2 separate regions of the Mus musculus genome follow, and region 2 is linked to region 1. A link is a contact called in ENCODE Hi-C or POLR2A ChIA-PET data. All regions are on one chromosome and are shown on one strand. The core of a region is the stretch at or near the end of the contact, and the rest is flanking DNA. Distances in the headings are between cores, read along the strand shown.

Region 1 (6,576 bases), core at 522-3,021:
ATCTGATGTCCTCTTCTGGTGTGTCTGAAGACAGCTACAGTGTACTTACATTAAATAAATAAATAAATAAATAAATAAATAAACAAATAAATAAACAAACAGACAAATCTCTTGTTTCAAATACTGGAGAGATCAAGAAGAGTGGCTTATTCAAAAAACTTTGTTTCAAAAACCAGCCCCACGTAGCAGGTGTCTCAGAAGAAGCTGAAGATGGCCTTTCTAATCCAGCTAGATGCCTGGTCTCAGCAAGTCCAGGTCTCAACACTGCACTGCACTCTGGGGGCTATAGGTGCCACCAAGACAAGGGGCTCTCATGAGGCTTATACTTTAAAGATAAAGGATGAGGTTGGAGCTGGGACGGATTTGAAAGATGTTGTGTGACGATGGTATTTGAAACAGAGAAATGACTACAGGGAAAAGAGTGGAGCCTTGGAGAACCCAAACATGTTGGGAGGGCAAAGGGGACCCGTGTCAATGAGAGAAAAGCATTGAGTGAGACCCTTCTGGAACATAATGATAACTGTCAGCCATCAGCCTCAGGCTCTCTACAACTGGCCCGGGAAGTGTCTCTCAAGTGCTCTCTCCCTCGGTCAGCCATACATGATTAGTTCATAGAGGGCTAGAAAGACCCCATGCCTTTACCTTCATTTGAGGGCTCTCTTCCGGGCCATCTCAGGTTCAGGGCTTCCTGCTCCTCAGGCTGAGGCCTCTGCTGGGACTACGCCAGCATTTCAACATCTCTGCCCAATCTTGTTGGTTTCACAAGGCTACTCTCATAAACCTAGTCTATGATTCCAGGGAGTCCTACCTAAAACAAGAGTGGTTGCACACAGTAGATGCTCAATAAACTATTTCTGAATGTGTCCCTGCTGTTGTCACTTGCTGTCGAGTTTTTGATGGATAGACAGGCACACACACACACACACACACACACACACACACACACACACACACACACACCACACCAGAGTTTTTTGAGACCATAATACAAACAGCAGACATCCAATAAAAGCCCCGGTGGTAGGTGCTGGAGAAACAGGGCAGCTAGTGGTGGATGCACACAGCACACTTGGGGGTGGGGTGGGGAATTCCCCCAGCTCGCTCTCTGCCGCAGCTAGCCGGTAGAAGCAGTCCTGAGCGGCTGGAGTCTCCAAAACCACCACCCACCTCCTTGGGACTAATGCAGACAGTCGCGGGAGGGGCGGTCACTGATCTGTCCGCTCTGCAGAAGAGTTACTTTCTAACCGCTAAAATGGCGGAATTCTTTACATCACCCCCCACCCCCCCTTTATTTCCAAAAATTTTAAAATCCTGTTTTCTGCTAAAAATATTGAAGATCAATTACAGTGGAAAGTTTGCCAAATGGCCTATGGATAGCCCACACTCGCCCTCCACACCCTCTTATTAATGGAAACTCTTGATAGCATCTCTCTGCAAGGCCGAGGCTCTGCCCTCCCTACCGCTCTGGATGCAGAGAGTGTCAGTGGGCTCGCTCGCCAGCAGCCAGCAAGCCCCCACCTGCAGCGCCACAGCCCAGAGTCTGCAGAGCCACCTCCCCAGCCCACAGCCGGTGCCGCAGGAGCTGGAAAAGGACCTGGGGCGGTGCCTGCGGGACCCCAGGATTCGCCGTGAGGACCGGGATTGGGGTGTGGCGACCTGGGAGCGCCCAGCCAGAGACCACTGCCCCGTTCTTACCTGCATGGCTAGCGGTTGCCGCCCGCACCGAGCGACCGACCGTGGGAGCCTGGTGCGGCGCGCGCCTGCGCACACAGGGGGGCGGGCCTGTTCCCTGCAGAGCGGGCGCCGAGCTCCTTTGCTGGGGTGGGGGGTCTGCATGGCTATGGCCTCAGGTTGCAGCTTTTGCTTTCCGTCGGAGCCTGGGGGTGCAGGCTTAATTGCCTCTTCCCGTAAAACCCGCTTGCTGCGCTGGAGAAGTGGGTGGAGATTTTTATAGTATCCTGGGAACCACGGAGCCGGGAGAAGCAGGAAGCCTGATGGATCTCCTCCAGCTGGTCTGTACCCGGCAAGGCTGCAACCCTGCCTAAGTCGGGTTCCCCATTTGGAGAAGGGGACTTCAGGAGTTTCAGGGAACTCCTAGGATGGGTGAAGAGCACGCACAGCCAGAGCAAGGAAGCCATGGGCTTGGCTTGGCATCAAGCACCCCAGCCGCACCAGCCTTTGGATGACCTATTAGTTGACGATGTGCCCTGGAAACATCACTGTACCTTCTGCGCTTCCATTGAACATTGGAAGACTATTATGCCATATTCTAGAGTTCGAGAATGGTTCCTTTTGTGTCGATTTGAGCAAATGTGCTCAAAGCAAAAGGCTCCTCTTGTGCCTTCCATTTCCTTAATTGATCTGTCGCTACCAGACCGCTACTTTTATTGGTTCTAACTCTGGCACTGCTACTGCGTCTGTATCATCAGAGACCTGAGTAACTCAGGAGTTTAAGAGACCCTGCACTCTAGGAAGGAAGCCCACCACTTTTTAGTATCCCCGGTTCCGAGCAAAGTGGGTACTAATAAATGTCTTCTGATTGACTGATCCATGTGAAAGAGGTTAACTCTTAGCGCCCCAGTTCCCGCTTACACACTGATTTTTAATTCTACTCCCTTATTTTGCAGAAAACAGGTCTATTTGGCTTAGGTAGTAGCCATCAGCCAAATCTTTAGACTTAGCCCGGATGAAAAATACTCATTTAAATGGTATATTCTTCCAATTGCTGTGATCAAGTTTAAATTTATGTAGATCTTAACTATTCGTTACATGTGTTCTGCTTTGCCTCCATGGTTTTAATCATTTTGTATTTTTAGGAACAAGATTAGTCAGAAAAGGATGGAGATAACCATATCCATAGAAGACTCTTTATACACACATCACTGTTTTCTTATTTCTATCCAGACTCTACTTATTTAAAGATTCCAAAATGGTTAAGTATTAAAGTGGTAAACCTATTTGAACACATGGTTTCTCAATTACAAATCTTTTTTAGTGATTCAAACAGATGCAGTGAATTTGAGCAGGGAGGACCCAGACAGCTCACAGACATCAGTTGCTACTTTTTGCTCTTTTACAGTCACTGGTCTTAATACCTGACTTGCTCATTCCAGCACCCTCAGGGATGGAGAGACCCTTCCAGGCTGAAGTGATGTGGGCAGCTCTGCCCCTATGCTCACTGTACCCTGCGGGCTCCCGCCTGCTTTTAGGAGGAAGTCCAAATGTTTCCTTTATAGTCCACCTTCTTCCCAAGAGTGGGCCCAGATGGTGTTGCCATACAGAGGTGTGGAGGGAATTGTTTGGAAGCAGCCCATACTTCCTGTTTCTATCAGAACTGAAGTCACTGATTCAGTAGTTCAAGGATTTCAGAAGACCAGGGGTTTGCCCTTCGTGCCTGAAAATGTTTCTGCTTCTATAGACACATCAGACTGTGCAAACTGGTAATCTTAACAGAAACCCAAGGGCTGCATAAAGATACTACCAGAGGGCTTAGAGAGGTCGCTCAGTGGTTTAGGGCTCTTGTTGCTCTGGCTGAACAGCAAATGTGGTGTTTGGGGACCATGAAATCAGCCTGTGATAACCTTACAAGACTATGTGGAGGACTAGGAAAACACAGGCCACTTGGGGTGGGGCTCAGAAATCATTTGTTACTTGGATGCTCAGCGCTTAGTGGAGACAAGTCAGTCATCCATGGAGATCAAATCCCTAAGCTCATAGCCATCTGCATTGGAACTCTAGGCCTGCCCCACCCTTTACAAAGTATTCTGTATATATGGTGTGTGCATGCAGGCAGGCACATGCCCATGGCTCATGACTGGAGAGCAGAGTAAGACTCCGGGAAGTCAGTTCTTTTCTTCCACCAGGGATCCAACTGATGCCAAGCTTGTGCAGCAAAAGCTTTTACCTGCTCCACCATCTCCCTGGGCCTACCCTCTTGGCAGTCATACGGAAGCCAGAAAGGTAATAGAAAACTAGTCCTGGGCCAAGTCATTCACTTGTAGAATCAAATGTACTACACCAGTGCCCATTTAACTATCAGACCTGTTCAGTAGAGAAAATAGTATCTACAGAGATGTACAATTTGAGAATATCAGGGCACAAAGGCATATTCATGTAGTCTTGGTGACTCAGGAGCCTGAGGCAGGAATGATTGAGCCCAGTTCTGGTATTGTTACCTTCAGACTACTTTGTATGCATGAGTGTTCTACCTGCAAGTTATGTATGTGGTCTTGTGTGTGACTGGATCCCCTGGAATTGGAACCCAAGTTGTTGAACCACCATGTGGGTGCTGGACTTGAACCTGGGTTCTCTAGAAGGGAAGCACATGCTCTCAACTACTTAGCCATCTTGCTGAGACTGGCCTGTTTGGAAATTTGGCTTGGTAACAGAATTGTACCAGGCATAACTCCTTAGTTTGGTTTATTGTGTTTACACATTCTAAGTTTTGTAAGCACACACACATGCTCGTGTGTCCAAAGACAGCTTGCAGTTCTCTTTGGATGATGTGGGTCTCAAGGATTGAACTCAGGTTGTGTCAGGCATGGTGGCAAGGTGACTTTACCTGTTGAGCCATCTCTTGGACTCCCATTTTGGTCTAGGTTGTTTTGTTATTTTATTTTTGGGTCTATTGGTTGAGCTCAATCCAAAGCAATGGCCGGAGAGCTTTCCCAAGCTAGTCACCATAGGAAGGGGAGCTCATGATTTTGGCTCATAAGCCTGCCGACGCTACAGGTTATGTTTTGTTTTTTGTTTTTTTTTCCCAGATATTGTTTCTCTGTGTAGCCCTGGCTGTCCTGGAACTCACTCCGTAGAGCAGGCTGGCCTCGAACTCAGAAATCCGCCTGCCTCTGCCTCCCAAGTGCTGGGATTAAAGGAGTAGGCCACCACTGCCCCTGGCTCTGCAGCAGTTTTTGAACCCATCCACAGGCCATGGAAGCCTGAGATTTGAGATGTCTTAGTAGTGCAGAATAACTTATATAGAGGGGAAAAACTATGGGGCAGCCATGACTCAGTATGATCAGGTCCTTTAAAAATGTACAAGGTTCCAGATGCTCTGTGGACAGGTAATCCAGCTGAATCAAGCATTCAGATACAGGACAGGGTGACAATGGAATCCAGCCCTGCAACCTCAAGGCCCACTGCTACAAGTCCCTCTTGCTTGTTACTTCCTTTTTGGTCATAAACACTCAAGTGCTCATTTGCCTTTGCAATGACACCTGGCAAAAAACCAGGCCCCCATTGAGGGGGAAAGCTGGACTAATAAGACTTTCCTTTTCTTTCCCATGTCCATCTTGTTTGCACAGGCTAGCAATAAGCATGAACATGTGACCTTTCACCAAGCTGGCTAAATAGTTCCAAAGGGACAGTACAATTACACAAGACTTCGTTTAGGAACTTTTGAGAACTTCCTTTTATATTCATTGATGCAACTGGTTAGCTCCAACTTCCTAAGCTGAGCACTGAAGTGTCCCAATAGTCACCTATAGTGAGTTTGCTCTTCATGCCTTTGAGTCACAGTACAGTACACTAGTCATCAGATGGTAAACTGGGAGGGGAAGAACTATGTACTGCTGAGGGAATACTCCCAATTCCTCACCAGACCACCACCAAGGCCAGGAGATGGCTCAGTGGCTAACAAAACTTGCTAATTCTGGTCACTTGGGTTCAGATTCCCAGAACACAAGACAGGACTCCTGAAAGCAGTCTCTGACATTCATATATGTACCAGCCAGATTGTCAATGACTTCAGCATCAATGATTTCACTTTGTCCTGCTGGGCCTAGTGCAGAGCAGTGCAAACCAACACCTTTCACAAAATCTCACAACTTCTTCAGAGCTTTTAGGGCCATGTAAGACTAGATTCCACTCGAGTGTTTTCAGGGCTGGGACCTGAGCAGCTGTGGATTTTCACCAAGTTCCCAGGTGGTGGTCTAGGTGAAATGATAACTACCTAGAATCTACCCATTCAAAGCAAATGCAAGACAGATTCTAACTAGCAAAACCAAAATTGGGAAACTACCTAACATTCATCTATTTTTGATCAATACGAAACAATGGAAAAATGGGAACCCTCTCTTTTGGGACAATCTTACCCATGTAGATCTTGTGGATCCTTATCTCAAAAATAACCTTGTGTTGGATTACAGGTCTTTGCCACATTTGGCAAGACTTAAGAGATTTAGATGCCCTCTAGAATTATGTACTATATTAGCATTAAATGCCAAGGTTACCTTCAGAATTGGAAGTGCCAGGTGTCTATTGTTAAAGGTAGATGCTTAAGTGGACACTGGTTCATTCCACTATTCTTGTTTTAAACTCAGTATAAACGTAACAGCAATAGTCAAATGTTATGGTATATGCTTCAGATCTCAGCAGGTCGAGGGAGTACTTTTGTGAACTGAAGAACACCTAGGTCAGAGCAACTGCCTCAAAGTAGGAATATAACATATTTAGTACACAAAAATCATTCACGAATGAACAAAATCTTTGTCTACTTTTAAGTGGCTAGGATAACTAGGGCTCAACTCTGAAGCAGTTACTAGTTAATGACTGAGGCAAGTGCACTAAGTGTCTTTA
Region 2 (6,920 bases), core at 1,198-3,697, 150 kb before region 1:
TTCAAGAAGCTGAATACGTAAGTACAGGGTGTTACCAGTCTATTGGCAGCGTGAGCATGGGAGAGCTGATCTGAGGCAATAGCCAAGTCCGACAATTCATATTCTGAGGGTATTCTTTTAAGGTAAGCAAGGTCATATGAGTGCAGACTTATAGAGTCACAAGGGCAAGGTCAAATTAGCACAAGCTCTGCACGTTGTGCGTGCTAGAAAACATTATTCTGAACAATAGGGTAAGGTGATGGGTAATCTAAAGCGAAATCCACTCCTGGTCTTACACCTGGGAGGGGCACATGAGTGGTTCATGAATAAAGCTGTGTGAGATTCCTGGGACCTTGTGAGAAAACTCATGTGTTCCAAAAACAGAAAGAGAATGAGAGAGAAATCACTACCGAGCCGGGCCTGCTAATGAGGCTGAGCCAGAAGCAAGTTCAAATCCAGCCTGGAGGTTTTAGCAAAACTCTGTCTCAGACTCAAAAATGAAAAACATTTGAAGCCATAACTTGTATGGCAGAGTGCTTGCCTAGCTTATGCATGGCAGTGGGTCTGAGTCTCAGTGGCAAATGCACAAAAATAAAATAAAATAAAATAAATAACAGAAGAAAGAGAAATACCCAAATAAAAAGATTAGACTGTGGAAAAACCAACAATAAAATTTTGTAAGACAGACAGAAAATGAAGTAGACTACCTTCTAACAGGTTAAGGAAAGGCTTGGAGATATAGCTCATCAGTGAAGCTCTGGCCCCAGAAGCCAGAGGAGCCAAGCTCAGTCCCTGGAATCCAGGTGAAAAAGCCACGGGACATAGTAGTGCCTGCTTATTATCCCAGAGATGGGAGGTGGAGACGTGCTGGCCAGCCAACCCAGGCTAACCAGTGAGTGCCCTCCTGGTCAGTGAAAGACCCTTCCTCAAGGAGATGAAAAGTGTAGGTAATGCCTGCAATAGTCATCCGACTCCATATGTGTGTGCGAGCATACATGTGCACGCACACACACACATGCAAAATTGTGAGTGCCTGAGCTGGACCCTCAACTCCATGTAGAATGATTAAAAACTGGATTTAGCTCAAGGGATAAGAGGAAGTAACACAGCAAAAACACTATTCAGGAATCAGGGAGAGGAAGTTGCTGGAAGCTCAATGGTTAGAGCATTTGTTGTTCTTCAAGAGGACCCCGGTTCGATTCCCAGCACCCACATGGAGCATCACAACTATCTGTAACTCCAGTCCTACAAGATCCAACACCATCTCTGACCTCTGAGAGCACACTTGGACCACCTACATACACGCAAGCAAAGCAAAACACTCATAAACAAAACAATAAAATAACTCAATAAATAAATAAAAGTAGGTGCTAGAGAAGGGGGTCAGCAGTTAAGAGAACTTGGGGCTCATCCAGAGAAGTCACTTCGGGTTGTTGCAACCTCCTGTAACACCTTCTTCTGGCCTCTGAGGGTGCCACAGATAACACAGCATACACTTACACGGAGACACACATGAATCAAATAAATCTCTAAGGTCAAAAGAGGTGAAACAAGGATGTTATGGGACAAGCGGAGGCTGACCAGTCTATCAAGAGGAAGTCAGGAGGTTGAATTTGAATCGGAAGGACAGTGATTCCCCAAGCGGGTGTAAGAAGCAAGATAAGCCAGAAGGGCAAAGAGGCAGGGGCAGAACCTAGAGTCAAGGAGAGGCACAGAGTAGAAAGGGAAAGAAATCTCAACGACACAAAATGACAAGAGCGGGGAGGTCCAGAAGGCCCTTGAGTCAGAGTTAAGAAACTCTCTCTTCAGCCGGGCAGTGGTGGCGCACGCCTTTAATCCCACACTCGGGAGGCAGAGGCAGGGGGATCTCCAGCCTGGTCTACAGAGTGAGTTCCAGGACAGCCAGGGCTACACAGAGAAACCTTGTCTCAAAAAAACAAAACAAAACAAAACAAACAAACAAACAAACAAAACAATCCAACAAACAAACAAAAAAAAACAAGGTTAAGAAACTCTTCCTTCAGCAGCCCATTCCATCCTTATTTATGGAAGTCCTTGTTTTCTGACTCCTTTGAGAAGCACACATGCATGCAGGAGGCCACGGAGGCCAGAAGAGGGCACCAAGCTTCCCTAGAACTGGTGTAATAGACAATTGTGAGCTATCATGAGGGTTGGATCCGAACCACCATCCTCTGAAAGACCAGCAAGTGCTCTTAACTACTGAGTAATCTCTCCAGCCCTCTGTTGAGGTTTGATCTGTTGCTGTGTATCACAAAGTTAAATTCTGAACCCGAAGGTCCAGGCCTATGAGTGAGTGAGTTCTCCTGGTTACCAGCTTTTGTTGTGCAAACCTTGTTCCTTAAAACTATTGGCTAAGTAAAAATGGCTACAGCCAATTACTGGAGAGATTATAGGTAGGTGGATTTTGAGTTACCTGGCTGAGGGTGGAGACTTGAGAGGGAGAGAAGAGAGACCATGAGGGGAGAGAGAGAAGGCGCCATGAGAGGAGGGGACCCAGGAGAAACAGCAGGTATCTGGGGAACCCCCCGCTGGGGAGGTAGCCAGGCCAGCAGAAAAGCAGATTAGGGGTGACCCCCAGTAATTGTCAAAGCCGAATAAAATAACCATATTCTAAGTCTCATTTATGTGTGAGTTAGTTGGGGATAAGCTTACGTTAGTTGTACTACAGTCTTCCAAAATGTCTTTATAAAATCCTGACTCAGCTTCATAAATAATAGTAATAAAACCAGGTTTAAAATGCAGAGATTTGAGGATTTAGCTGGGTAGTAGAGTCTGGCAAGTGTAAGAGCTCGGGTTCGGTCTCCAGCACTAAAGGGAAGAGAGGGAGGGAGGGTGGATTAAAAGAAAGCTTCACCTGATCCAGAAAGGATAAAATAGTAACTTGAAATTCTGGTAAACCGAGGACCAGAGAAAGGTCTCAGTGGCTAAGAGTACTTGCTCTTCTGGCCGATGACCCAAGTTCAGTTCCCAGCACCTGCATGGTGGCCTACAGCTATCAACAACTCCAGTTCCAGCAGATCCAGAGCCCTCTTCCAGCCTCTACACACACACACACACACACACACACACACACACACACACACACAGAGCGCACTTGCACCCATGCAGGAAAAACACTCATACACAAAATAAAAAGCCAATTAGTAATTACAAATGGATACTTCAATTTGTAATTACTACGCAACTGGAAAATGTAGAGGCTGAGGAAGGGGTGGAAATATTTCTTTAACACTGTGTACTTAAAATAAGGAATGATACCCAGCATGCTGCGTGCTTGGAAACTGTAGCACGTGTGGACTGCAGCATGAGGATTTTTTTTTTAAGATTTATTTATTTTATGCATGTGAGTACACTGTAGCTGTACTGATGGTTGTGAGCCATCATGTGGTTTCTAGGAACGAAGATTGCTTGCTTTGCTTGGCCCCAGTCGCTCTGGCCCTGCTTCACTCCAGCCCAAAGATTTATCATAATAAATAAGTATGCCGGGCAGTGGTGGCGCACGCCTTTGAACCCAGTACTTGGGAGGCAGAGGCGGGCAGATTTCTGAGTTCGAGGCCAGCCTGGTCTACAGAGTGAGTTCCAGGACAACCAGAGCTACAGGGGAGGGGGGGGGGAGAGAAGAAGAGGATATAGCCTAGTTGACAGATAACTTGCCACAAATGCATGAGGCCCTGGACTTTGTCCCCAGCACCATCTAAACTAGATACGGAGACCCGCGTCTATAATCCCAGTTTATAAGGTGTGATTATATCCTCAGCCACATATCAAGGTCAAGGCCAACCTGTGCTACATGAGACCTTGCATCAAAAGAGAGAAGGGAGGGGGAAAGTAGAGGGACAAAAAAAGAAAAGGAGTCAGGAAGGCTCATGGGGTAGAAGTGCTTGCTGCCAAGCCTGATAACCTGGATTTGATCCTTCCTACAAGTCTTTCTCCGACTTCTAAGTGTACCCCCAATGTCACTCCTTACAAATAAACACATGATGTAAAAAAGATGTTTTTAAAAGACCACACAACCGACGCTGATGAATAAGGGGTTTGATTATGCTAATGAAGCCCGAAACTGCCAAGGGCCGGGTACGTGTCATAACTACATTTGAACAGCAGCTTTCCTCAAGCCACTTCCCCCACCCAGTGGACAGTCTGTCCCTGATGTCATAAGCTGCCCATTGTGACCACCTGTTCTGTCCTTTGACAACACAGGGTATCTTAGCGTCAAAGCATCATTATAACCTGCTAACTTCACCTCCTTGGAAGCTACTGTTTCGGGCTCTTGTACCTGCCTGAGTTAACGTCTCTGGTGGCTGTTTTCTGGCTTTCTCTGCATAGCGATTGCTGACAGAACGTGAGTGAGAATTTCACTCCAGAGACCCAAGAGCCAAAGCCTGGCAGAAGACAGCACAATCTTTCACAGGAAGAGGCTTTTCCTTTCGAGGTGTACCACGTACACTTTGGGCAGCAGGACACTTGGCTTCAAGTCAACTCCCGGATGGAGCCAGAATCCATAGAAATTTGTCCTTATAACCCTCACCACCGAATCCCGCTCAGCAGGTTCCAGTACCACCTGGCGTCATGCAGGAAGAAGAACCCCAAGAAAGCCAAAAAGATGGCCAGCTGTAAATACAACGCCTGCCACGTGGTTCCCATCAGAAAGCTGGCTGAACATGAAGCTACCTGTGTCAACAGGAGCTCCGTGGAGGAAGAGGACACATTAGGCCCTCTGCAAGTCAGCCTCCCACAGCCGCAGAACCAGGACACACTACAGGTTCGTTGGCTTTCCAACCCTGACATTTGGAATGTTGACGGCGCCAACTGTCACCCAATGTTCGTCCTTAAGAGTTTTGTTCCCCAAAAACTTGTTTGTGAAAGTGACATCCAAGAGTCACGGGGAGGAGACCAATGCCCAGAAGATCCTCAGACTAGGACCAGGAAGGCAAACTTCTAGCAGGAGGAAGAGGGCTCTCAAATGCGTGGATGGATCGCGCATCTCATCTGAATAAAAACCTGCAAAGTAACGGTCCGGGCTGTGCTGGTTGTTTTTAAAGGTTTAGAAAGAGCGGTGGAGGTGGGGTTTAGAACTGAGCTGAGAATGTAAATTGAACCACCTTCCATGGGGAACACTTAACAGTCGCTATGAAAATGCTCACTCAACGCACACAGGCTTTGATCAAGTCATTCGACATCTAAAACAGCATCCCGCACAGCCAGCCACACGCAGAAAATGGGGTTGAGTAAAAAGTTACTCCCGTGTTATTTATAGCAGCACTGAGGTACCCATAGGGAAGGCCTAACTAAGGAAACTATGTTGCAACTTTACAAAGGAGAGAAGATACCGTCAGGAACCGGTAGAGATGTGGAAAGCCTGACACTGCTACTTGGTTCTATAGCATTAAAACAGCCAGAGATAACACCTAAGGCAGTGTTGAAATAAAACTGTCTATACAAATAAGCAGCAGGCTGGATTTGGCTAGTGGGATGTAGATTGCCAACCCAAGTTTGATAAAAAGCAGGGGTGGGGGTGTCTACATTATAGCACTTTTGGGTACATTATAGCTATTTTACTGTGCCTGTCTGTGTTTGAGGCATACACAAGATACAATAGGATGTTTACCCTCAAGGAAGGACAATGAAATAACCAAGGGGTGGGGCAGCATCTCAATTCTCACCTGTGCATTTATGTGAAGGTATTTTCCTGGTTTTTGTTTTTATATGTGTATTAGCTAAAAAAACAAACAGGCTTTTAGTAAGTTCTTTTTGTTTTTCGGGGTTTAGAGGCAGGGGTCCTCTGTATAGCCCTGGCTGTCCTGGAACTCACTTTGTAGACCAGGCTAGCCTCGAACTCAGAAATCCACCTGCCTCTGCCTCCGGAGTGGTGGAATTAAAGGTGTGCGCCACCACGACCAGCCCTTGTTTTGTTTTTCAAGACAAGAGTTTTGGAACTCACACCGTACACCAGGCTAGCCTTGAACTCACCAAGATCCACCTGCCTCTGCCTCCCTAGTGCTGAGATTAAAGGTGTTCCCAGCTGCTGCCACCCAGTGGGTTTTCTATAGGTTCTTTTTACAACCTTCCTTTTTAAAGATTTGCTTATTTTATATATGTAAGCACACTGTAACTGTCTTCAGACATACTAGAAGAGGACTTAGGATCCCATTACAGATGGTTATGAGCCATCATGTGGTTGCTGGGAATTTAACTCAGGACCTCTGGAAGAGCAGTCAGTGCTCATAACCTCTGAGCCACATCTCCAACCCCTAGGGTCTTACTCTTGTGTACATCTTGGGGGAAGGAGGGTGAAGTTTTGAGAATTCAATACACACTCACAGTAATTTTCAAGTAGAAAGTTTAAGACCAGGTGAAGCTTGAAGAATCTAATGGCCTCTGCACAGGCTGGTTCGGGCTAAGTCCCAGCTCTGTCACCATCTGATGCTGGTTTGGGCTAAGTCCCAGCTCTGTCACCATCAGATGCTGGGTTCACAGGTTTCCATCAGTTGTTCAGGAGTAAAAAGCTGCTCGTGCTTGTAAAAAGGACTGAGTAGTTGAGCAAATTCAAACCAGGGAACCTTTCTTTTGTTTTTTGTAGACAGGGTTTCTCTGTGTAGCCCCACTGTCCGGGAACTCATGCTATAGACCAGGCTGGCCTCGAAACCGGCCTGCCTGGGAACCTTTCCCTCAAGGCTAACAATAATGGTATGGTTCAGCCATCCAAGCCACTCCTCCAGGCAAAGTCTCACTGACAAACCCAGGTCCCAGCCATCAGCTGTTGCCTGGGCCTGCTTCAGTCCCTTCAAAAGAACTGGGGAAATGCATTCGGCTACACAACAAACTACTGCCTCTTCTGTCACAGCTAGTGTAGGTTCTGTCAGGTGAGGTCGAGTCCCTTAGGGCACTCCCTAGCCTGAGTGTGCGCTTTAATCCTCCCC

The links. A loop is a pair of places that touch in the nucleus more often than their neighbours do. ChIA-PET counts read pairs that join two places held with the same protein, here RNA polymerase II (POLR2A).
Region 2: POLR2A ChIA-PET joins it to region 1 with 10 read pairs in embryonic stem cell. The contact joins the promoter of Gtsf1l here to the promoter of L3mbtl1 in region 1. A Hi-C loop is called at or near these places in 1 of 37 maps with a recorded cell type or tissue (v-Abl transformed pro-B cells). POLR2A ChIA-PET finds 5 or more read pairs at or near these places in 4 of 5 experiments (Patski and embryonic stem cell).

Annotation. Positions count from the first base shown.
Region 1 is chr2:162,938,660-162,945,235 of GRCm38, reverse strand. L3mbtl1 (L3MBTL1 histone methyl-lysine binding protein) reads right to left here and starts at 1,771. Exons shown (of 23, transcript NM_001081338.2): 1 at 1,696-1,771; 2 at 643-808.
Region 2 is chr2:163,085,128-163,092,047 of GRCm38, reverse strand. Gtsf1l (gametocyte specific factor 1-like) reads left to right here and starts at 2,447. Exons shown (of 2, transcript NM_026630.2): 1 at 2,447-2,509; 2 at 4,201-5,017. The coding sequence starts at 4,487. The coding sequence ends at 4,942.